2 separate regions of the Homo sapiens genome follow, and region 2 is linked to region 1. Evidence: read pairs that join two places in POLR2A ChIA-PET (ENCODE). Cell type or tissue: A673. All regions are shown on one strand.

What was found. ChIA-PET counts read pairs that join two places held together with the same protein. Peaks named below come from ENCODE experiments on the same cell type or tissue, not always from the same donor. Only the 100,000 strongest peaks of a DNase experiment are listed, where the experiment ranks them.
Region 2: POLR2A ChIA-PET joins it to region 1 with 7 read pairs; 2 of 35 experiments call an interaction of 5 or more read pairs at or near these places.

Annotation. Positions count from the first base shown.
Region 1 is chr2:130,823,323-130,825,822 of GRCh38, reverse strand. No RefSeq gene overlaps it. Among named protein-coding and RNA genes, the nearest start is that of ARHGEF4, 12 kb to the left of the region's middle. RefSeq lists enhancers at 1-133, 1,156-1,315, 1,476-1,525, 1,288-1,865, 1,866-2,441. In A673, no CTCF peak of the experiment used is centred here; a DNase peak (open chromatin) is centred at 1,192.
Region 2 is chr2:131,041,597-131,044,096 of GRCh38, reverse strand. ARHGEF4 (Rho guanine nucleotide exchange factor 4) reads right to left here. Exons shown (of 14, transcript NM_001367493.1): 10 at 2,153-2,282; 11 at 514-645. Among named protein-coding and RNA genes, the nearest start is that of SMIM39, 7.8 kb to the right of the region's middle. RefSeq lists an enhancer at 1,470-2,342. In A673, no CTCF peak of the experiment used is centred here; no DNase peak of the experiment used is centred here.

The DNA of each region.
Region 1 (2,500 bases):
GGAGGCAGGAGCGGGCAGCAGGAAAGAAAGGACCATAAAACATGGCAGGGATGCCCGCCTTGCACCCTCACTAGGCAACAAATGGCTTTTACCCCAGGCCTAGGCCAGGGGCTGCACGCTCTGAATAGGGGACTGACTGGGGGCTCTGGGGCCTGAGAGAAGCACCCCATTGGGGTGGAACAGGTTTGCAGGCCTGCAGCCTTGTTCCCACGGCAGGACCTTCTCCCTCCTGGGTGAGAGGCAGGAGACGGCCAGGTGTAGTCGAAGGAAGAGTGATTCAGAGCCAGAAGCCCAGTTCTCTGAGCTGCAGACTCACCCTGCACTGTGGGCCTGCCCAGGCTGTGGATTCTGTGAATTCTGTGTCCCATCTCAGGGGCAGGCCTGGCTCTGAAGGGGAGCATTGGTTCTCGGGGGGTGGCCCTGCCTGACCCTGGCCCCACCTGTCTGTGTTTCAAGGTGAGGCCACTCGGGGTGGGCGAGGGCTCCTTTGATGGGCAGACAGCATGAGGGAGGGCGTCTTTTGAGGGGGACACTGCAGCGGGGCAGTGTCCTGCATGCTAGGCCTGGTGCCCACACATACCCGCTTTCTGAAAAAGGGGCTGAGGAGCCTGCCTGTGGGGAGGAGGTGAGGACCCCTCAGAAACCTCCAGGATTTCTCTCAGACCCCAGCGAAAGGCTTGTGCTGGGCCAGCCTTTGTGGGATGGGGGTCCCAGCCCCATCTCCCTTGTAGGATAGGCTGCAGGCTGAGCCAGAGCTCAGTGCTTTGGTGCAAAACCTGGGCAGGGGATGGGCAGGCAGCCCTGCAGCATGGCCCACCCACCACAAGGTGACCCCTGAACATTGCACCCGGAGAAGCTTCATCCTGTGACCTATGCCAGCCTGTGGGATGGACACTGGGTCCCTGTGCTTGGGACCCAGGCCAAGGAAGCTCTGAACAATGGGATATGCAGGGAGAAATCAGTTCGCAGACCCGCGGTGCCTGGCTCCTGGCCACTGCGATTGTGTGCCTGTGTGAGACGCCTTTACAGAGGGCACAGTGCATGCATGCATGTGTGTGTGTGTGTGTGTGTGTGTGTGTGTGTGAATCACTCCTGCTTACATACAAAACCTCAGAGCTCAAGCAAAACAAAAAGACTGAATGAGACCCATCCCACGAGGGGCACTTGAGAGCCTTTGCCTCTTGGTGACTCATCTCCCACAGGCAGCAGGAAACAAAAGAGATTCAGGGGTTTCCCCACAGTGTGTGTTTACGTCATTGTGAATCAATTATCTTCCACATGAAACATCACAATTTTCAAAATAGGAAGCAGTTTAGCAGATGTGTGTGAGTTCACAAGAACCTTTGGTTTTCACTGAAGAAACAGTCCTGGTGGATGGGCTGTAGCTGCCTGGGATGTCCTGTTCTATGTGTGTGTGCAGGCCCTTTGGGCAGCGTGGGGTGCTGGCCGCAGAGTGCACTGAGCTGGGACAGCTAGGCGCTGGCTGACCCTGTGACGGCTGCTCTCCAGGGGCCCAGATGCGTGGGTTCCCACTGTAGGCCAGGGACGGAGTAGCACTTCACCTGCTTCAGTGGCCCATTTCACAGATGAGGCCACAGAGGCTCAGAAATTACCCCCTCCAAAGTGTCAGGATTCAAACTGCATGAAGAGAGGTGTTTGCTGAATCCAAGAGGGGGCAGTCATGGGGATCTCTTGGGGGTCAGCCAGGTCACTGAGGCCCAGTGTGGCTGTGTGTGGCCATGGGGGAGTGCAGCTGGGACTGAGTGGTTGGAGGAAAGGCCCAGGGCATGTCCCCGCCCGACTACAGGAACATGCTGGGCAGGCGGGGACTGCAGGGCCAGGGCCAGCCTGTGGTTGTGACTGTAAGTCCCCCTCACCTGGGATCTGGGACCACAGGCCTCCCACATGGTCTCAGAAGGTCCCTTGGGGAACGGGGGGATTGAATGGGCGTTGTGAGTGAGCAAACGTGAAGCAGGGACTCCGGGCCTGACAGCGCTGGCTGCTCTCTTGGCCATCCTCCCCAGATGTACCGTCCCAGGTGTATTAAGTCCGCAAATCCAGGAAATGGCAGAGCCAGGACTTCCCCGGGCCCAGGGTGACCCCAAAGGCTCATAATGTGGTGCTAGAGACCAAGGGGAGTGACACCAGCTCAGGCACTGGGAGCATCACAGTGAGAGGCAGGCGGCACAGACCTGGCAAAGGAAGACAGAGCTAAGGAGAGGCCGGCCTAGCTCCCCACACAGATGTCACCTGGAAATGTGGTGACAACTCCATGACCCAGCAGGAGGAATTCTGGCCCCTGCACAGGAAGCTCAGAGCCAGAGGGGCCACCAAGGGGGTTTTCTCTGCTCCCTCGCAGCCAGACCCCAGTGTCTTCCAGGGGAGGGCAGCCCTAGTGGTCTGTCCACCCAAAGCCTGCCCCAGGCTGTCTGTCAGCAAATCCTGCCCAAGTGTTGGCTGGTGGCTTTCAGGGCTGCCCCACAGCCACCTGCTACTCTCA
Region 2 (2,500 bases), 220 kb before region 1:
TATTTTGCAGGTACTGACTAGCCCGGGGTTGGCCCTGTCTTTGAGGTGGGGAGACTAAGACAGTGGCTCACACCACACGTAGGAAAGATCACCCGTGGACAAGGAGGGCTTCATGGACATGAGGCCACTGGGCCATGTTTTGAAAGAGGAGCAGAAGCCGGCAGCGTAGAGGAAGCTGGGAGGTGGCTAGAGCAGGGGACTCCGGGGTTGGAGAGAGGGGATGTGGAGGTTTGCAGGGAGAGAAGAGGTAGCTTGAGGAGCAAGCAGCGGCCAGGTCAGGAAAGATCATGCTCTCAACAGCACCCGGCCTGGTCAGACTGTGAAAGCCGCCTGCTGCTCCTGGGCCACCAGGCTCACCTGCAGAGAGCCACCCCATCCCAGCCCCAAGGGTCTGGCCAGGCTCCCCGGGTATGGTCTGGCTGGCACCTGTCTTCTGGGCAGCTGCTCCCAGCCCTCAGCTCCCCTCCCTCCACTTGCTCAACTTGGGGCAGCAGGGCAGAGCAGCTCTGGTACCTTCTTACAGTAGATGAGCTGGTGGTCAAAGAGAAAGAACATTCGCTGCTGGCTTTTGGCTTGAGGCTGTGTAACTCGAGTCAGCTCCCCCGAGTAGATGAGTTCTGAGCTCCTGACCAAGAGATCTTCTCCCTGGGAAGATCCCAAGGAGAACCATGAGCCTCGCATACCCAACCGTGGGCTCCACTTCCTGCCCCCATCATGGGTGGGTGGCGCACCTCCCCCTGGCCTTGCCTGCAGCGCCCACCTGGCCAGGCCATGGTGGGAGGGGGAGGAAGAGGTGGCACGTCTGGCCTGTGAGTTGGCTGTCCTTGCAAAATAGGAGCCCCCTGTCACCAGTGGCCTCTGGTGGCTGTTGGGCACTGGAAGTGTGGCTAATCCATATTAATTAGATGTGATGTCAGTGTAAGATACATATTGATTTTGAAGACTTCATATGAAATAATGTAAAATATTTCATTAATGATAGTTGATCACAAGTTGAAATGCTATTTTGGAGTTAAATGAAACATTATTAAAATTAAATTCACTTGTTTTTTTCCCTTTTTAAAGATGGCTACTGCATAGCATACGATTCCATATGTGGCTCACATACTAGTTTGATTGGACAGTGCTGCCCTAGAGAAGAATTAGGCCTGTCTGGGATTCACCTCTGAGGCCAACCTTTGAGATCTCTAAGGAGGCCCTCTTCCCAGCTAAGTGCACTGAGTACCTGAAGGTCCATCATCCACCCTTGGGCTTCATACTTTTAGACTAAGCCCTGCCCTGGTCTCATTCTACCTTGAAAATGCAAACCCCAGCTGGGAGTGGTTGGCGGTGGCCTGTTTGGGATGAGTGACTCTGGAGGGCCCTGAGCCAGGGCTGGGCCTCACAACTGCCCCTATTGCTCAGCCCCGCCTCACAGCTGACTGCCCCTATTCCTCAGCCCCGCCCCAGGGCTTCTGATTCACTGTGTCTAGGGTGGGGCCCTGGAATCTGTATTTTCATAATGTTCTGTGGCTGATACTGATTGATTTCCAGGCCATTTCTCTCGCTGACAGCTGGTGCATGGTGGTGGCAGCACCCATGTGGGTAGGGAGCCTTCGGGAACAGATCAGGAGGTGGCAGATTGGCAGATGCAAGTGGGGGTGGGTGGAGGGGGACAGGAACATCGTCATTAGTTCTAAGGCAAGATTGGCAGATGCAAAGGGAAATGTGCAAGTCAGACAAACAGAACCAGGAGGCTCTGATGGGTGGCGATGCATTTTTGGTCATGCTGTGTTGGGCCTGCAGCCTTCTGTTAGGAGTCCCAGAAGTGAACTAAAACAGGGATCTGGCCTGTCCCCTGAAGGCAGAGGAACAGAACACAGCTGAGGAACACACTTCCTCTGTTGAGGGCTTCTCCTGGGCTGGCTGGCTGCTCATGGGAGGAGTTTCACATAGAAAAGAGGCCACCAGGTGCCAAAGCCTGCTACGGTAGGCAGCAGCAAAGGTCCAGAGCCCACGCTGGGGACAGGCTTTCACACCATGAGCATCTGTTGCTAGCTCCCAGGAGCGCAGCTCCCTGCTTCAGCTCCCTTCTAGATTTTTCAGGGGCAAGCATGATTTTAAAGCGAGGGGCCAAGACCTCCTGGAATTTTCTGTGCCCCCAGGCCCTCACCTCCCAGTCCTCTATGGAGCTCTGCCACTGAGCAATCTTGTCGATGTTCTCAAGTCTCCGCTTCCGCTCGTTGATGAGCTGGGCCACGTTCTTCATGGCATGCAAGGCGGCTTCAACATCCTTGAAGTCCCTGGGGCAGAACAGAGATGGAAGGCTGCTGCAGGCTGGAGACAGAGAAAGGGTGAGGATCCCCTGCAGCCCCCACGTGTGGAGCTGCTTTCCTCTGGGGCTGTGCCCTTTGACCACATCCTCACTATCAGATGCACAGCCCCTCTCTTCTCCATAAATGGCAAGCACAGAGCAGAGCTTAATATCCTGTTGGCATCCTCTTCCCCCATTGCAAGGAGC